Regions from separate parts of the Homo sapiens genome. Here regions 2, 3 and 4 are each linked to region 1. Evidence: chromatin loops called from intact Hi-C (ENCODE). Cell type or tissue: Caco-2. All regions are shown on one strand.

Region 1 (5,000 bases):
GAACAAGACTTCCAATACTATGCTGAGTAGGAGTAGTAAGAGCAGGCATCCTTGTCTTGTGCTGGTTTTCAAGGAGAATGCTTCCAGCTTTTGCCCATTCAGTACAATGTTGGCTGTGGGTTTTTCATAAATGGCTCATTATTTTGAGGTATGTTCCTTCAAAACTTAGTTTATTGAGAGTTCTTAACAAGAAGAGATGGTGAATTTTATAAAAAGTCTTTTCTGCATCTATTGAGATGATCATGTGGTTTTTGTCTTCAGTTCTGTTTGTGTGATGAGTCACATTTATGGATTTGTGTATGTTGAACCAGGCTTGCATCCCAGGGATAAAGCCTACTTGATCACAGTGGATTAGCTTTTTGATGTGCTGCTTGGTTCAGTTTGCAAGTATTTTGTTGAGGATTTTTTCATCAATGTTCATCAAGGATATTGGCCTGAAGTTTTCTTTTTTTGTTGTATCTCTGCCAGGTTTTGGTATCAGGATGATGCTGGCCTCATGGAATGAGTTGGAGAGGAGTCCCCCCTCCTCAATTCTTTGGAATAGTTTAAGCAGGCATGGTGCCAGCTCTTCTTTGTACCTCTGGTAGAATTCAGCTGTGAATCCATCTGGTCTTGGGCTTTTTTTGGTTGGTAGGCAATTTATTACTGATTCAATTGCAGATCTCACTATTGGTCTGTTCAGGGAAAGATGATACAATTTTTTTAAGTCAGAAAACAAAAGGCAAGTCCAAGAAGGAAGGGAGTTGTATTTCACTATCTGTTATACCAGTTTCTAAATGGATTTTCCTAAAACCACAGAGGCTGTAGGAAAAGGGGCTATGCCTCACATTGCCCTTGGATCATGCTGATGCAAACCTACACAGCTTTCTTTATGGTGGGACTACTAAGAGTTGTTACCATAAACTGTCAACTGCAAAATGAAATTATATTTTGTTTGCAGGATTTTCCAAACTTCTTTGAGCAGAGAAACCTCATGTGTGAGAGATGGGTGGTGGGGGAGTATGGGAGGTGTGAGTGCTTGTGTTTCTGCATGTGTACATGAGGTGTGGGGTATGTGTGGGGGAAGTGGGCTTGTGTATGTGTGTCTGCGTGTGAGTGTAGGAGTAGGTGTGTCCATGTGGGTGTGTGTAGCATCTCCCAGGTGTCCCGCTGGGACATGCTACAATAGAGGTAGCCCATACAAGGCACTAAAGCCAACATGTCAATGACTTGTTCTCTCTGAATCAATATTTCAGCCTCTCTCTTGGCTACTGACTTCACAGTTTACATATCCGAGGTCCGGGAAATGACTCTAGTATCAGAAATAGGTCAGTTTTCATCAAGATTCTAGAAAGCCTCTGGGAAGATGGTAGCTTTGAGCAATTTGTCATGACTCCAATGGGCAGAGCTTGAGAAAGCTCAGCATCCCATGCAGATGCATGTAGTCTGCGTGTGGTGAGAACATCAAAGGGGAGGTCACAAAGAGCTTTTGACTAAGGACCTGTAAACCAAAAAGAAAATGTGAGGGCCCCCAACCATCTGAATGGACTTCCTCCTCTAGGCCAGCGTGCTCTACATTTAACCTGAAAGACTGGTCTGGGCCCTGACAGAAGTGGGGATCAGGCATGCCTCACTATACTTCTCTGGCATTAACATCAACACAGACTTGAATTCTGATAAGAAACATCTACGGTGTGGTGGCTCACGCCTGTAATCCCAGGCTGGTCAGGGGTTCGAGACCAGCCTGCCCAACATGGTGAAACCCCGTCTCTACTAAAAAAATACAAAAAAATTAGCCGGGCGTAGTGGTATGTGCCTGTAGTCCCAGCTAATCAGGAGGCTGAGGCAGGAGAATCGCTTGAATCTGGGAGGCGGAGGTTGCAGTGAGCCGAGATTACACCATAACACTCCAGCCTGGGGGACAAGAGCAAGACTTGGTCTCAAAAAATAAAAATAAAAATAAAAATATATAAATAAATAAATAAATAAATAATCTACCTATGACCTGGAAGCTCTCTCTCCCCCAACCCCTTGGAGTTGTCCTGGCTTTCTGGACCAAACCAATGTATTAATATATCTTAAATGTATTTGATTGACAGGTCACGTCTCTCTAAAATGTATAAAACCAAGCTGCTCCCCGAACACCTGGGGCACATATCCTCAGGGTCTCCTGAGGGCTGTGTCATGGGCCATTGTCGCTCATATTTGACTCAGAATGAATCTCTTCAAATATTCTACAAAGTTGGACTCTTTTCATCACCAGACCCATTGTCTGTGCTTATGTGAGGAAATGCAAGTAGAAATAACTGAATATAGGCTGGGCACGGTGGCTCACGCCTGTAATCCCAGCACTTTGGGAGGCCAAAGTGGGTGGATCACCTTAGGTCAGTTGTTCGAGACCAGCCTGGCCAGCATAGTGAAACCCCCTCTCTACTAAAAATACAAAAATTAGCCGGGTGTGGTGGCAGGTGCCTGTAATCCCAGCTACTTGGGAGGCTGAGGCAGGAGAATCGCTTGAACCCTGGAGGCGGAGGTTGCAGTGAGCTGAAATCACACCATTGCACTCCAGCCTGGGCGACAGAGCAAGACTCTTTCTCAAAAAAAGAAAAAAGAAAGAAAGGACTGAATATTGACGTAGCCAGAGTTTCTTTTCCTACTCTCTTCCTAAACTCAAAAAAAAAAAAATTGTTTTCCTTGAGAGAAGCTTTAAACAAAAATGATGGCTTTGATCCTTCTGTAAAGAATTGTCTTCTCATCCCAGCACATCACGGCCATTCTGCATCCATCCATTCTGCCCTGGGACTCCCTTCCTTTGGATCCACCAGGTGTAAAAGGCACCAAGCTGCCCTGATCTGGCCCGGCTGGTTTCGTTTATTTGTTTGGTGACAAGGTCCATTTACTGCTCTCCCCCCTGCTGACCATCCTAAATCACACTGCCATTCCAACCTGTGGGATGGGAGACTTCAAAGGGCTGGGTCTGAGCCCTGCTTAACATTTGTGAATGCTGAGTCACTAAGACACTTGAAAGGGAATCTCAGCAGGTCCCTTGAGAAATTGCCATTAATTTTGTAGCCAGAAAAGCTTTAGAAATATTTACTGCCCGTCTTCCCTTTTGCTGAGGTTTTTAGCAAACATTAGAAGCAGCACTAATGAGCTCCACAATCCAGCGTCTGAAAAGCTCTCTGCAGTGAATGTTCAACCCCAGAGGTGGGGCAGCAACTCAGAAAAGATCACCATTGAAAAGAATGAATTTGAGCTCTCACAGAGTTGCATGTGAAAAATGACTTATCAGGAAGCACTTCAGGAAACTTGGACAGGCTTAAACTATGAGATCCTCGGTGTGAAATTGTTTTGTGGACAAACAACATAAGTGACAGAGGTTTTCTGCAACACAAAGAACTATTTTTAAACTCTGCTTAAAACAACAACAACAACAAAAAACACCTGAGGGTGATTTTTCCTTTCGGAAGAAAGATACAGCTCCCCATAATTCCTCAAGTCCCAAGCCCCGAGAAGATACAGCTGAGAAGTCCATCCTGGCTGAGCAGGAACCAGCAACCCAGGGCAAAGCAGAAGAGGTATTAGCAGGGCATCTTGGATGAGGAAGGCTGGATTCCACGGGCTGACAACTGTTCTGTTCTTTGAAGTCTCTATTATTGAAAAGTTGATGCTTGAGCAACTGCAGATCACGACCACACTGAGAGTGCTCTGACATTCGCGATAAGACCTGGCTTTTGAGAAGGTCCACGTTCCTCTCACTTGGTCACTTGGGGTGAACCCAGGAGCAATCCCTGTTTATTTACCTTTGTTATATTTTGATGCAAATTCTTGTCGAACTGTGATAAACATCTAGACTAGAAGAGACCCTGACTGCTTCAGGCAAATAGAACCTGTGTCTCCAAGGACTGTGTCCAAAGAGTAGTAGAATAGCACACTAAGTTTGCAGATGACGGGCACCTCTACGGCCATCAGGGAACAGGCCCCAGGGAGGAAAGCATGCTGAGAGCCATTGATTTTTTTCCCACTGGAGGCTGCTGCCTCCTTGGACCTGGAGGCAATCAGAGTCCCTCTTGTAAAGGGAAGTAAAAACTTAAAGTGGCCAAGCATGGGGGCTCATGCCTGTAATCCCAGCACTTTGGGAGGCCAAGGTGGGTGGATCACCTGAGGTCATGAGTTCGAGACCAACCTGGCCAACATGGTGAAACCCCCGTCTCTACTAAAATAATACAAAAATTAGCCGAGTGTGATGGCAGGCGCCTGTAATCCCAGCTACTCGCAAGGCTGAGGCAGGAGAATCACTTGAACCTGGGAGGCGGAGTTTGCAGTGAGCTGAGATTGGGCCACGGCACTCCAGCCTGGGTGACAAAATGAGACTCTGTCTCAAAAACAAACAACAAAACAACAACAACAACAAAACTTAAAGCATTACAGTCAGAGGCGTTGGAATCAGCAACTCCATCTTGAGTAGGGGCTGGGTAAAATAAGGCTGAGACCAGCTGGGCTGCATTACAGGAGATTAGGCATTCTAAGTCACAGGGTGAGATAGGAGGTCAGCACAAGATGCAGGTCCTAAATACCCTGCTGATAAAACAGGTTGCATTAAAGAAGCTGGCCAAAACCTGCCAAAACCGAGATGACCTCTGGTCGTCCTCATTGCTCATTATACACGAATTGTAATGCATTAGCATGCTAAGAGACACTCCCACGGGCGCCATGACAGTTTAGAAACGTCATGGCAACTTCAGGAAGTTACCCTATAAGGTCTAAAAAGGGGAGGAATCCTCAGTTCCGGGAATTGCCCACCTCTTTCCCGGAAAACTCATAAATAATCCACTCCTTATTTAGCATATAATCAACAAATAACCATAAAAATGGCCAACCAGCCCCTCATGCTGCTACTCTGCCTGTGGAGTAGTCATTATTTTATTCCTTTACTTTCCTAATAAACTTTCTTTCAATGTATGGATTCACCTCAAATTCTTTCTTGCGTGAGATCCAAGAACCCTCCCTTGTGGTCTGGA
Region 2 (5,000 bases), 230 kb before region 1:
AGTGTTCAGTCAAGCAGAGAGTCTTTGCCACTATCGGCTTGAAAATGGTGAGACCCAAAACACAGAAACATGGCACACGTGGTGGGAGTTATGAGCTCAGAAGGCCAAAGGGAATCCTTCTGGGTGCCCCCAGGAGTCTAGACCCAGAGGACTAGAGTCTGCACCAAGAAAGCCTTTTGCTTGTGTTGCCTTTAGAGAAGAGGAGACCAGCTGGGCAGCACCGCCCCTCCTGGGTTACGTGCAGCTGAGACACTTGTATCCCGGCAGTGAGCCCCGGCCATCTTGATGGCCGATTCCTTGTTCCAGACCGGGGCCTGTTCTCTTGGGATTGTTCTTGCAGGACCCAATATGCACAGTGAAGGAAAAAGTAAGTGTGGAGGAGTGACTGCAAAACCCGCCAGGTCTGATGGGGAGCATGACCCAGAAGCTGAGCCTCAAGGCTCCCAGCACTGTTGTTTCCGGAGTTCCTCTGATGTCCCTGAGCTCCTGGCTCCCCATCTGAAAATGAGGGCGAACATTCCCCTTTCTGCCTCACAGTGTGAAGGTCAGTCACATGGTGTGTGAAAAACCCTTGTCACCTGTAAAGGGGCTCTCAGTGGAAGTGACCTGTGCATTCCTGCAGCCAGAATCAAGCCCGGCACTCCTCAAACCTGCCAGATGATAAGAACCCCTTGGACAGATGCTCACATGACCAGCCTCATCCTTGGAAATGCTCATCAGTGGTTGTGGGTTGAGGCATGGGAATCAGTGCTGAGTAAGTTCCCTAGGGTAATTCTTCTCCTCGGTGGCTGGGGAAACATGGACTATCTGATCGGGTGGTTCTCAGGCTTGTCTGCGATGACCTGGGGGAAGATAACAAAGAGAAAGACTCCATTTTTTATGTTTGACCACTGATGGCTTTCAATCCGTTATCTTTCCCTCCCGCTGGAACCACATCCAGGCAAGTTGATGAGAACATTGATGCCTTCTCCCTGGGTGCCTGAGTGCCCGTGGGGAGTTCAAATCCTGGCCTCTGTGCAGGAACCCTCAACCTGGCTGGCTCACTTTTAACCACAGTAAGAACCAATGCTACTGCCATTGCACCTACTTTATTTTCTCAAGCCCCCTGGACTGTATGGAGCCCAACTTGATCTCCCAAGAAAGTCACATTATGTGACCCTTTTCACAACCTAACAATGGAAGGGACCAGTCTGGGCAGCCTAACCAATTTTGGATGGCGGTTAATCCCACCCTCCATGGGGCACCTGCATGACAGGGGGCTTCAAAGGTCAATGCCTGGCCTGCAGAGTCAGATGTGAGCATCTGGGAGGCAGCCTGGCCATCAGTTTAAAGGTTCCTGGGTGATCCCTGGTGATTGCTGGGTGCAGTGGGGACTGAGGACGTGGGTCTCATTCTCCTCACGTCCCATCCAGTTGACTGTAGCTTTCTCTTAGCTGGCCTTGCCTCAGCCTGGTGAGAGCAAAGTCTGTGCATTTTTTGTTACCTTTCTATTCCCGGATCTTAGCTGAAATGCAGGCGCTGCTTAATTGACAGAAAGAAATGAAAAGGAATTGAATGCTTAGAAACAGTGATCGCATATCAGCCAAGTATACAACAAGAGTCAGGCCTCCCCCACTTTGACACTTTCTCCTCTCTATTGCTATTCATTTTGGGGACCTTTGGGGTAAAACTGCATGTTAAAATGTAAGGAATAAGACTCCAGCTGAGGAATAGGATTTTCACACCTAGAGTTTTTAAAAAATGCAACAGAGTCCGGTATCAAACTCTAAACAGAAACTGGATCGGGGATTCTTTAGAAGGGATTCCTAAAATGGGTGGCCCCAAGCCTAAACGACTTCAGTGGAATCTTCCAGTCTTGCATTCACCGTTACCAGCTGTTTGTAATGGGAGAGATTCAGTGACTCTTATCGGGCACTAGATGGCGATCAGGCATCAATAAGGCCCAACAACCGCCTCGGACCTGGGACCTGGGATTGGCTCCTCCAACCCTGGCCGCCACCCTGGGAAGTGGCCATTGTCATCTTGATTGTCTGTGGGAGACCAGTGAGGCTGGCGGTGGGGATTAGAACTTCACCCAAGGATCACACCCTCCTTCAACCCTTCCTGTGCAGCAGGTTTTACATTCATGTGCAGTGACCGCAGCCGAGGATGTGGGGCACAGCCCGTGAGAGAGACCAGGAGGTCAGCAGTGGTGGGAGTGTTGTGTGCAGTGCAGCCAGGGACCACGGAACGGGTCTCTGTGGCCGCTGGACCCTGCCCCACGGGCCTCAGGGAGGAAGAGCTCTTGAAGGCCGAGAAGGGGCTGTGCTCTAAGCCTGCTGCCCAGGCCTACCCTGCAGCCCCCAGGATGGTTTTCAGGATGCCTCTAATAACACCCATGTCACTCTTACCACTGGCCAAGCACCATTTTGAGCACTTTCCACAGATCAATGTATTTAATCCTCACACAAGCACAATGGGCTGGGTACTACCATCATTGTCATTCTATAGATGAGGAAACTGAGGCACAAGGAAATTACAAAGTTTGTTCAAAGTCATTTGTAGACCAAAAAAGAAAAGAAAGAAAAATTCTGAGCCCTTCAACCATCTAAATGGACCCCTCCTCTCTGCAAGGACATTCCAAAGCTAACCTGAAAAACTAGTTCAGGCCATGATGGGAGGCAGGGGTCAGAGGTCAGACATGCCTCATTATGCCCTCCTCCCTTTTGGAATTACTGATAGAACATTTACAGTGTATTCTCTCTGAAGCCTGCCACCTGGAGGTTTCACATGCATGATTAAATCTTGGTCTTCACAACCCTTTATCTTAACCCAGACATTCCTAAGTCCTCTGACAATAACTTAACTCTTTCAACCAATTGCCAGTCAGAAAATCTTTGAATCTGCTGATGATCTGGAATCCTCCTCCACTCCAAGCCCTGCAGCTTCCAGTTGACCCACCTTTCCGGACAGAACCAATGTTCATCTTACATGAATTTGATTGATGCCTATGTCTACCTAAAATGTATAAAACTAAACTGTCCCTGATCACGTTGGGCACATGTTCTCAGGATCTCCTGAGGGCTGTGTCATGGGCCATTGGTCACTCATATTTGGCTCAGAATAAATCTCTTCAAAGATTTTACAGAACTTGACTCTTTTCATCAACACATTCAACAAGTAGGTGACAGAGATGGGATTATGCTATTTTTTGAGACAGTTTCACTCTGCCACCTAGGCCGGAGTGCAGTGGCGCAATCTCGGCTCACTGCAACCCCACCTCCAGGGTTCAAACAATTCTCCTGTCTCAGCCTCCCAAGTAGCTGGGATTACAGGTGCACGCCACAAAGCCCGGCTAATTTTTGTTTTTTTTAGTAGAGATGGATTTTCCCCATGTTGGCCAGGCTGGTCTTGAACTCCTGATCTCAGGTGATCCGCCTGCCTCAGCCTCCCAAAGTGCTGAGATTACAGGCGTGAGCCACCGTGCCCAGCTGAAAAATGTTTTAGATAAATTTTGTTCAATTGAAAAAAAAAAAAACAAAAAAAACAACTTATTACCTCTTCAGACCTCCTTGAGATGAAGCAACTGACTCCCTCTCACAGGAAATTTCTATGACAGTCAACAAAAGCTGTCAAATTGCCTGCCTTTGTTCTTTGAGAAATTAGAACAGCCTCCAATGCCTGCAGGTTACATTTCCAACCAGTGACTCATTTCATTGAGATGGGTTCTTTTTCCTGCAACGATAGCAAGTTTGTTATACTAGTTGGGTCTTGGTGAGAACACTGACTAGGAACCAAAAAGAATTCCACAGCCCAGGACAATTAGGTCAAGCCATGAAAGCCCTTTAATTCTGGTAAAACCCCCTCAAAGGGGCATGTGAACGTAAGTCTTCACAGCCCTCTGGCGCCAGCACAATGGCAAAATCACTCCACCCAGAAGCACTTGGCCCCCAGCTGGGACGTTCTGGGTTCAGCCTGGCTCCTTGTCCCAAAGGTCCCTGGTTGGCACAGTGGGGCTCTGCACCATCTATCTGGTCCTCTCCAGGGATGGCAGGCATGAGGCGGCATGGGCAGCCTCCTGTGCCGGGAGACTCTGGCTTGCAAGTAGAAATTAAATTCATGTCTTTTGCTGTTGGTGTTATTTGGATACAAAATATCGTCTCTTTCAAATTAAGTTTTAAAGCATCGAATTTTAAACTACTGGCAAGATAGTGTGAAAACTACAGTGATTAGAAGGGCTTGGAACTATTCTCAGATTTTAGCTAAAATGTCACTTTCTTAGGGAAGCCTTTTGTGGCCATGCCTTCCCGATCCCTCCGTCATTCAGTCAAGACCTTCTGAAATGCCCTCCAGCACCACCGTCCTTCCTTCATCGTAACATCTTAATTAGTAATTATATACTAATATATGTGATTATTTGATGTGTGGCTGTCCCCAACTCCTTCCCCCAACCTCAAATACACTAAGCTCCATGCTTGTGTTTTTAACAACCAGAGTGGTCAGGATATGCCTCAAAACATCAAGCATGTGAATTACTTAAAAAAAAATGAAAATAAATGAGACGTTCAATTAAAAAAGGGGAAAATTAAGGAAAAAGTGAGGTCCTGTCACATGTTAGCCTGATTAATTAACTACAGGATGGCATGTACACCCAATGGCCTATTTTATCTAAAACATTTTTCAGCTGGGCACGGTGGCTCACGCCTGTAATCTCAGCACTTTGGGAGGCTGAGGCAGTCATTAAAATTCGGAAGTATCGGTTGACTAAGAAAGATGTTCATAAGACGCCTTGTGAAATAAGCAGTTTTATAAAGCAGTCAATGATTCCATGAAAAATACAGAAATGTGCATAAGAAAGAAACAGTTGGAAGTAAAAACTGTTAATGTCAGGAGCAATGACTTCTGAAGGGGAGCAGCTGAGGCAGAAACTCCCAACTGAGTGTCCCGCCATTTCCTCCTCTCCCTGAGCCCCAGCCAGGTCACATTTCCCAGCCTCGCTTGCAGGTAGGTGTGGTCATAGC
Region 3 (5,000 bases), 74 kb before region 1:
ATGAATACAATTTACTTTTGTAACTGAAAAAAACCATAAAATGTGGAGAAGAGACCACCAACAGTAGCAAGCATGAGAACGCTTCTGGGAAAAGCTGAGTTCCTAGGCAGATGGATAAATCTGTGGCAGCTTTTGATATTTCTCAAAACAGAGCATTAAAATGAGTCACAGCCTCTCGCATAGCTTTTTATCTTTCCTAAATTGGAATCCTTATCATTCTTACAAAGAATTACCAGCAATAACATGCTCATTTCCTGGCATAATAATTAGAAACCCAAATAAATGAGTATTTTTATTTCCCAAACGCTTGGGCCTGGTATGTGAGCCCTGAGCCACAATTCTTGACTCCAGGGTGACGTGGCCACTGGGGTGGCAGTCAGAGTCAGACCACCCTGACACGACCTCATCTGTGTTATTGGTGATTCACTGCACCTGACAAAACCTCGTCTTGGGCACTCATTCCCTCCTCACAGGAACTGCTGTGAGGATGTAATGACAAGATACATGTGCAACTACTCTTCGCGGGTTGCTTGGCACAGAGAACTCACACAAATACGATAAAGACGATGATGGTGGTGGCTGATTTGCAGGATTGAATGGCATGTCAAAAATAGTAGATGTGGCTAAATAAATAATTGAAAACTCTCATAATTCAAAAACTTCATATAAGAGGAAAAGACAAATGAAACATTTTAAAAGACCTTTAACAAACCACTTTTACATGCCAATACCAGTAGATAGTATGCAAAATAACACTAATAGAAGAAACATACAGTTGGTTGATTAAAGCAGTAGAGAAATGCTTCATCCCCACTCTCCAAACAGCCTTATTGGTAAATTTTTCCAAACCTACCACCTCTTTGCAGCCCATTCCTTAGCTGTCCCCTAAGAGAAGTAGATAATTCTGGCCAGTCCATTTCAGAAAAGTAAACTCTGGGATCTCAGCTCACCTGTCCCCTTTTCTGTTTTGGGAACCACATGCCTGCAGGAGCGATCCACCTCTGCTCCTTTATGCTGAGTCTCCCAGGCAGTTCCCACACCAAGGAAGGCCGAGCCAGCTCTCTGTCCAGCTGTCAGTCCAGCGAAGTCAGCCTGGGATGGAGAGAGGGGGTGTTGCTGAATTCATAACTCATCTAGCAGGCCCAGCTGGCAACCACAGGAGGCTGCAGCCTCTGCCTTTGTTTTATCAAGACTTGAGGTAGTATTTTAGCCCCTTCTGTCCCTCTTCGGCCTTATTTCTGAAATTGCTGGTTCTGTGGGTAGGGAAAGTAACTGCTGTTCATTGGGTTCCTTTAGAGACTTCAGCCACATCTGCAGAAGATACTCAACTGGACTGACAATTAAATAAGGGCACATTAAAACAAAAGTAAGGCCCAGGTGCAGGGGCTGACGCCTGTAATACTAGCACTTTGGGAGGCTGAGGTGGTTGGATCTTCTGAGGTCAGGAGTTCCAGACCAGCCTGGCCAACATGGCAAAAGCCCATCTCTACTAAAAATAATTTTTTAAAAAATTAGCCAGGTATGGTGGTGCATGCTTGTAATCCCAGCTACTCAGGAGGCTGAGGCAAGAGAATCACTTGAATCCAGGACATGGAGGTTGCAGTGAGCAGAGATCGTGCCACTGCACTCCAGCCTGGGCAACAAGAGCAAGATTCTGTCTCAAAGAAAAAAAAGTGAGAGGGTGTTCCCACCTTCCCTGCTGTTCAGGGCAGAACAGGAACAATGGGTACGTTCACACCTGTCCATGGGGAAACCGCTGCTGCTCATCTGGGAGGCAGTGGGGCCATGACCATAGTGAGCTTTAAAACTGTTTGGATCCTTTGACCTCTTGATTTTGCTTCCAGGACTCCACCCCAGCAATCAAGATTCACAAACCACCTTTTCCTTATAGCATGGTTCATAATAGTAAGATTAAAGACAATAGAAATGGCCAATAAAAGAAGAATGACTATATAAATTATGGGCCAGCCACAGAATGAAATGTGATGAGGCTATGCAAAAGAGGGCTTATAGAACATTTCATAACGCTTCCGTAGGTAATGCTATTCAACAACATCGAATATAGCATGATTAGTGAAGTACATATCCAATGGTGCACTTATGATTTGAAAGGAGATGCATGCAAACGCTAATGGGATTTATATCATTTATATCTTGAGAGCTGGATTGAGAGTGATTTTTATTTTGCTTCTGTATTTTTTTTAACATTTTCCACATTACCTGCAAAGAGAACATCCTACTTTGTTTGTTGTCTTTTTTTTTTTTTTTTTTTTTTTTTGAGATGGAGTCTCACTCTGTCACCCAGGCTGGAGTGCAATGGCATCATCTTGGCTCACTGCAACCTCTGCCTCCTGGCTTCAAGTGATTCTCCTGCCTCAGCCTCCTGAGTAGCTGGGATTATAGGCGCCTGCCACCAAGACTGGCTAATTTTTGTATTTTTAGTAGAGACCGGGTTTCGCCATGTTGGCCAGACTGGTCTTGAACTCTTGACCTCAGGTGATCCACCTGCCTTGGCCTCCCAAAGTGCTGGGATTACAGGCGTGAGCCACTGCGCCCAGCCCATGCTGCTTTTTAAGAAAGAAAAATCATAAAACACTTTACAATTAACACCATGTGAAATAAGGCCTGTAGAAACACAGAAGATAGAGTTGTGGGCCTAGGCTTATTCCTTGGCCTGCCGGGCGGGGAAGGACATCTGAACACTAAAAGGTTCACCTATAAGAAAGAGGAAAAGTGTCCCAGCAGGAGAAACGGCCTGTGGGGAACACATAGAGATGCGGTGTGAGAGGCAGCTGCCTGGGAGAATTGTTCTCCCATCCCTGTTGCGGCAAAATGTTGCTTACAGGCTCAGACACGTGATGCTCTCTCCACGGTCAGGATCTACCTACTAGAAGCTCCTGTTTCACCTGTGCCCTAATTACAGCCACCCCCGCGCCCTTCTCCACCATCACCTGAGTCAAGTGCCTACACCTCTCTGTTCCCTACGTTAGGGCCCACGACCAGCTGAGCCTAACATCAAAAGTTCCCTCTGTGACCAGAAGAGGGCGCGGTGGTGCAGGATGGGCGTCCCAGGAAGGCCAGGACTTAGGTTCAAATTCCCGTTTTGTCCATTCCTGTAACCTGTGAAGTTCACGTGGGTAACATGCGTGTGACAACACCTCATCACGGGGTTCTTGCGAAATCAAATACAACAGTGACATACAAATGGCTTGCAAGCTGAACTCCTGTGACTCTGAGGGATTACCAACTTCTGTCAATACTTTATTCAGTGTTGAACCCCCAGGTGATGCGTGGCTCACTTTACCTGAACCTTCACCTCCCAGAGAGGTCTTGGCATCTGCCTGCTTGTAGGGACTGTGGCCCCTGTCCATGCCCTGCTCCTGCCCTTTGAGTTCCAGGGTCTGTCTGCTGTAAAAGCCTGCTGGACTCTGCTCCTGACTCAGTTTGACCAGCTGGCTGGGCTCTGGTGTGGCCCACAGCCTAGGAGGAAGGATGTTGTGTCCCGGCCAGGTGCTCATGGGCTCAGTGAGCAGCACTTTGAACTCTAGGCGCAGTAACAAGGGCCTCCCTCATGACCCCTCATGACCAAATGAACCCTCGACTCTGGGGAGTGGTCCTCATCTTGCCACTCTATGCCTTTATACCCAGACCCAAATTTCCTCCAGGGCAGTGGTCTGTTCTTACCTGCCTTTCCAAATGCCAGTCTTCCACCCTAAATTCCAGTGTCCATGGATGGGGACCCATCACTGCTGTCCAGGTTCCGAGTCACCCTCCTGCCTCCATTTTCACCACATACCCAGCCCAGCCCAAGAGATGGGACCTCTCTGATGGGAGCTCTCAGGCCTTTGCTTTGACTCTGACTCAGAGCCTCCCCGGACAGTGGTGCAGTGTGTGCACTGCTCACCCCCAGGCAGTGTTGCTCATACTTCAGTCTATAAAAAGCAAGGCAAGGCCTGAACAGCTGCAAACAGCAGCCCTGCTAGGGCATAGCTTTCCAGCTGTGATCCAGGCATGTGGCCCTGGCTGCTTCATGAAAGGCCCTGGATCTGAGCCCTGGCCTGGCCTCTTCCAGATGTAAGATGGGGAAGAGCTCAGAATCTCTCTGAACCTCCATTTCCTTAACTGTAAAGTGAGGGGCTGGATTGCTTGATTTCTAAGCTCAATTATCTAGACATGCCAAAATGTACTATCTACCTGATTCTAGAATCTCTCAAACCTGCCCTAATCTGCCTGTACCAATGGGCTCTGGAGAATGTCCTGATGTCACCAGATTCATGCCTGAGATGAAAGCCTTAGGATTCAAGAGCCCAGCTCTGTCCTTCTCCAATGCAGCCTCAAACCTCCTGCTGTTCCTGGCCCCGTGCTAGCATCCCCTTCCCACCATCACAGGATACCCTAAAGGCCCTGATAACAGACATTTCCATATTACTGGGCTCACGCCTTCATGGTGGACCTCCTGGAGGTGGGCATAGCCCATGCCCAGGTAGAGAGGAGCAGGAAGGCATGGGCATGTTTGGGGAGGTTGAGAGAGACCAACCTGGCTGCATCAGATAGAGAGCACCAGTGGCTGGTCTGGCTAGGAATCCAGGTCGGGGCCCTAGAGTGGCCACATTTACTTGCTTTTGCTAAGGTAATTTCAGGTTTGGTAAGGCAATGAGTGAAGATCTGTTGGGCAGGTGGTCTCTTGGTGCCCTGTAATCACGTACTTGAGTCTGCCTCCCTCATCTCACCCCAGTGGTGACTCATAAATCAACACCAAAGCCAGTTACGCTGCCATCCGGCAGAACTCGTGCCCCAGACACCTTGGGAGGAAGTGGAGCCAGAAGTGAGAACACTCTCTGAGGGTGAAAAAACTCCAACAGTTCTTCTGTTCTCACGCCGCGCCACAACAATCAACACAGAAGGCTTCTACGACCAAATGTGTGGGGATTTCTCCCCACCACCGAGCAAACTGCCCAGACATGGACACCGGCATGAACTGGGGGTCCTCCAGTTAAGTT
Region 4 (5,000 bases), 110 kb before region 1:
GGCCCAGCAAGGTTAAGTGACTTGCTCAGTGTTCTGTGGCCTGAAAGTGGTGGGGTTAGGGTTAGAAACCAGACGGCTTGTTCCACAGCCCTGTGCTGTTGTTAATGGCTATGCCTTGCTGAGATTAGTGTATATGCCAGATCAATCATTCAGAGATGGGTTTTAGGAAAACAACAAACAAACCGAAACAGGATGCCCAGTAAAATTTGAATTTTACATAAATAACAATATTTTTTAGTATAAGCATATCCCGTGGGATATTTGGGACATACTTTCACTTAAAAATTTGTGTTGCTTATCTGAAATTCAAATTTAACTGGGCATATTGTATTTGATTTGTCAGCCTAGCATTGGTAGTAGATGACTAGTTTGGAGATCCAGGAATCTGGGAGTTGGGGTGACCTGGGGATGAGAGATGGATGTCAGTCAAGACAGGCAGGTTGGTAGAAGCAGCTTGGAGCGTCTTCTCATCTTGACCACCAGTCTGACTTCCTAGAAGAGATGCTGATGGGACTCCAGGGGAAGTGTTTGTGCCCTCTGCATGCATTCCCATGTGCGCACACACACACACACACACCATATACACACCCCTGGCTCTCTACCTAGAATGTCCGACTCATCAGGAGCAAGTTGCATGCCCTGGTGAAGCTTAGTGCCTCTGCTGTGCAGGTGGGAGGGAAAGGCAACTTAGGAGCTTTAGAGCACTCCAGGCAGGCTGTAGGCCCCATCTCCTAAGAGCCTATGCTTTTATTTTTGTTTTTGTTAAAGACAAGGTCTCACTCTATTGCCAAGACTGGAGTGCAATGGTGTGATCATAGCTCTTTGAAGTCTCAAACTCCTAGGCTTAAGAGATCCTCCCACTCAGCCTCCCGAGTAGCTGGGACTACAGCCATCAGCCATGTGCCACCATGCTCAGCTAAGGTTTTTTTTTTTTTTTTTTTTTAAGAGAGACAGGGGTCTTGCTATGTTGCCCAGGCTGGTCTTGATCTCCTGGGCTTAAACAGTCCTCCCATCTCAGCTTCCCGAGTAGCTGAGGATTATAGGTGTGCACCACCGTGCCTGTGAGCCCATGCTTTTGAATGAGAGGGTGCTAGTGGGCTATTGTGTGGCACAGCCAAGCTTCCTTTCCAGGCATTATTTGTCTCTGGATGTGAAGCATTTCCTAGCAATCAGTGATGTGTTCTGTGTAGTCCTGTCCACACTGCATTTGCAAAAATCCCTCATGGATGCTGGGATGTGGTTAATTTCTGGTTTCACTTTGTAATGAAGATGCACATGTTTTCTGTTTTATGTTTTGGAGGTACATGTGTCTATGAACATAGAGACAGATGTGGACATATAGATTGATAGTCGCTTTGAAGACAATTTGAGGTGGTTTATGCTGTGGTTGTTTACATGAGAACAATGGGGAGGGAGAAGGAACCCCATGCTCCCTTGAGGTCCTTCTACCTGTCTCAGAAACCCCACATCTCAGATCCTCAACCAGATTGTAAGATCCTCAAACACAGGACAGGTTTTACTTACCTAGTGCTTCCCAGAGATGCCCAGTAGAGAGCCTTCTGCATCTTTCTGTATTTTTCCATTAGCTGATTTGGTAAACCTGATGAAGCAAATACTGTTTGGTTGAAACAATTTACATTGCTCTAGGCAACGCTATTCCTCAGCCAAATGAATTAGATGATTAATAAGTATAACACGTAATTGAATTCAAAGTCCACGTTTGCCATCCCCTAAGCAGAGGAGGTTTCGTTGTATATTGTTATTGATGGAAAGAAACTGAGGTACTTTGGCTAAACAAAAGAGGGTACAGATGGCATTGTGCTTCAACTACACAAAAGGAGCCTGCTTATATACATGCTTGCTGCATGCCAATTTCTGCTCTCTGGTATTTTAGTGGAGAAAGGAGATTTCTTTAAAGACACTAAAGTAAGTATCAACAAAGAAGTGATTTATCTTTATATCAGAATTTTGGCTTGGAGCACAATCAGGATTTTGGGTCTGTTTGGGGCTAAGTAGAAATATATGTGAGACCAAAATAGGTTTTTCCTGAACCTTCAAAACTATACACAGTGAAAGAAATATTAGCTTCAAAAATCAAAGTGATTGGATTTTCTAGAATCTGTATGATATGATGAGAAAATGTATGCAATATACATAAACCAGAATAGCCTTCCTTATTCAATGTTAACACTTTTTATAAGAAAGTATTAGACCTATTGATTTAGCAACTACATAATTATTGGTACTTGAAATACAGGCTTATAGAAACGAAGAAGTCAGAGTCACTCATTCAAAATGTAAGCATAAATATGACTTCCATTAGCAATACCGGATTCCTGGATAGAATGGCCCAGTCTAGTCATCCCAGCAGGTCAAAGTGGCAAACCAGGTCAACACCAGAAGAGGCCCTTACAAATCCAAACAGAAACTTCTTTCTAAACCAAATCATTTGGAAAACACCTGAGCAATCCATGAAGTTTTTTACTGAGGTGCAGACATTCCAAAAGCTAAGCAAATATTCATGTAATGAGTGCCCCAAGACCATCAGCCGTGGACCTGTCGTTACTTCAAACAAGTCAGGATTTCAGCCAGGTCAAGGTTGAAGAAGAATAATTTTGGTCTAAGCACCTGGCATTTGCTCTTAGGTGTGGTCAAACTATATATAGGTGGATGCCGCCAGTCTTTAGTTGAATTGGGCAAAGAACTCTGAGTTCAGTAGGGGTGTGTGTGTCTGTGTGTGTGTGTGTGCATTTGAAATCTTTTTCATCTTTAATGAAATCTATTTTTTAAATGTCCTTCTTGTCTAAGTGCAACTAAGAGAGAGACTGCCCATACTAAGAGATTGGGGTGTTTGCTCAGGGCAGGGGTACAAGGCACACCTATTCCTCACCCAGTGCAAGCTGGGGGGATGGAGGAATTAGATGACTCCTGAGTTCGCTGCTCTAACCAGAGAGGGAAGGGGCAAGCCTGCATTCTTGTCAAGGTGAGGATAATTCTGGCCTCATGTGACCCAGCTTTGCTGATCCTACCAGGTGAGCATTCCTGAAATAACTGCTATCCTCGTGGAGTCCTGTTCCTGGTCCTGTCTACTCAAGAGATTGTGGGTGTCGCCTGCCTTGAGTTGGCCACCCTCATGGGCTTCTTTGTTACTGGCAATCAAAGTCCTGATAACCTTGATGTGATACCCCTGCATTCATCCCAGGTAAAATTCTAATGAAAAGCCACTTCTCTCAGATCATCATGTGGGATGGTAGATTTCACCTGTTGACAGATACCTAGGGATAGATATGGACTTGGAAGTCAGGAGGACCTGGGTTCAAATCCCTACTCATCCACTTGTGGGCAAGAGAGCCTGGAAAATTTACTTACTCTAAAAACCTGTTTCATTGTCTATAAAGATGCAGATAATAACAATGACAATAGAATTTTATATGGACTGAATGAGCTAATCCAATGTAAATGTGTAACACTGGGTCTGATTTGGTAAAAAAGCACCATTTTATAAACATAGAGAGCAATTCAGGATGAGGAAAGGCAACAGAGTTCTATTACCTTTCAGGTCTCAGTTCATGTCAATATCAATTTTGAAATGTCATTCAACAAAACAAGTATATAGTGAGTTCTTATTAGGTGTCAGGCACAAATTCCAGGAGTTGGGTAAGACAGTCAGTGTCCCTACCCTCAGGAAGCTTACATTTTAATAAAGAAAGAAAGGAAAGAAGGGAGACAGGGAGGGAGGGAAAGAAAAAATAAAATGTAATTGATGTAGCAGTACAAACCCTCAGGCATTATGATAGGGGTGACTTTTGCAAATCCCCCCGATATGGTTTGGCTGTGTCCCCACCCAAATTTATCTTGTATCGTAGCTCCCATAATTTCCACGTGCTGTGAGAGGAACCTGGTGGGAGGTAATTGAATCATGGGAGCAGTTTCCCCCATGCTGTTCTCATGGTAGTGAGTAAGTCTCACAGATCTGATGGTTTTATAAAGGGAAACCCCTTTTGCTTGGCTCTTATTCTCTATTTGCCGGTCACCATGTAAGATAGCCTCTTGCTCCTTTTTCGTTTTCTGCCATAATTGTGAGGCCTCCTCAGCCATGTGGAACTGTGAGTCAATTAAACCTCTTTCCTTTGTAAATTATCCAGTCTTGGGTGTGTCTTTATCAGCAGCGTGAAAACGGACTAGTATACCCCCTAACCCTAACCCTAACCAAACAACTTTGATTTTGTCAGAAATAACCAGAGTTGGTTTTCTCAGTAATCACCACCAAATTTCTCACCATTGCATCTGGAAAAGTGGAAACAGCATTCTAGGACCCTGCCAAGGATGGGAAGGCCGGGAGGGGTGTGGCCTGTGTCTCAAGAACAATCTACCTGTAACCAGACAGGGTTGTTCATCTTTAGGAAATCCCTACTGCCCTAAGCTAAGACGGTGGATGTGAAAATGTCCCACTTGCTGGAGGAGGGAGCTTAACCTCGGAGAGAGCATTTCTGAGGCTTCTGTGGCATCTGTTAAGTCTTCAAACACATAGGACTCTCTCCAAGTCAAGCGACGAGAAAGTGCATTTTTCACAGTGCTTGCTGCAGCACGTTTCAGGGAGCATGTGTGGAGCCTCCTGGTGGGGAGAATACCTGGCAGCTGCCAGACACATTCACTGTGGGATTCTGTGGCTCGGAGCACATGTCCTGTGAGTCACAGGATATGAGACAGTGAGGAGGCAGAGGGTAGGGAGAGGGCAAGGCGCTCCAGAGGCTGCAGCAAAGGAGAGAGGGGGATGCCTTATTTCTCTTAATTTTTAACCTATATAGGCAATTTTGCAATAAAATGGGTTGGCTACCAAGTATATTTCCCTAGAGCTCATGAAGCATTGGATCCTTTGATTGCAGAAATCCAAAGATAACAAGGTGAAAATTCAACTCACAATCCATATTTCAATTTGCCATTTGTGGTTTGTAGTGATTGGTCTGAGCCTGTGAGTAATCTAATGGTGAAACATGGTT

What was found. Peaks named below come from ENCODE experiments on the same cell type or tissue, not always from the same donor. Only the 100,000 strongest peaks of a DNase experiment are listed, where the experiment ranks them.
Region 2: it touches region 1 in a loop (10-fold over the local background); 8 of 110 quality-filtered maps call a loop at or near these places.
Region 3: it touches region 1 in a loop (9-fold over the local background); 12 of 110 quality-filtered maps call a loop at or near these places.
Region 4: a loop joins it to region 1, with 9 times the contacts of the local background. A loop is called at or near these places in 5 of 110 quality-filtered maps.

The regions. Positions count from the first base shown.
Region 1 is chr2:234,360,221-234,365,220 of GRCh38, forward strand. No RefSeq gene overlaps it. Among named protein-coding and RNA genes, the nearest start is that of LINC01891, 92 kb to the right of the region's middle. RefSeq lists enhancers at 2,528-3,727, 2,825-3,555. In Caco-2, no CTCF peak of the experiment used is centred here; DNase peaks (open chromatin) are centred at 2,891, 3,671 and 4,571; H3K4me3 peaks cover 237 bases.
Region 2 is chr2:234,133,927-234,138,926 of GRCh38, forward strand. No RefSeq gene overlaps it. Among named protein-coding and RNA genes, the nearest start is that of SPP2, 86 kb to the left of the region's middle. In Caco-2, a CTCF peak has its summit at 1,921 (motif pointing right); DNase peaks (open chromatin) are centred at 1,995 and 2,695; H3K4me3 peaks cover 337 bases.
Region 3 is chr2:234,286,063-234,291,062 of GRCh38, forward strand. It overlaps LOC105373933 (a long non-coding RNA gene), which reads right to left. Exons shown (of 4, transcript XR_007088124.1): 3 at 951-1,092. Among named protein-coding and RNA genes, the nearest start is that of LINC01891, 170 kb to the right of the region's middle. RefSeq lists an enhancer at 4,901-4,950. In Caco-2, a CTCF peak has its summit at 3,016 (motif pointing right); a DNase peak (open chromatin) is centred at 3,069.
Region 4 is chr2:234,253,699-234,258,698 of GRCh38, forward strand. No RefSeq gene overlaps it. Among named protein-coding and RNA genes, the nearest start is that of LINC01891, 200 kb to the right of the region's middle. In Caco-2, a CTCF peak has its summit at 4,594 (motif pointing left); DNase peaks (open chromatin) are centred at 2,483, 3,033 and 4,623.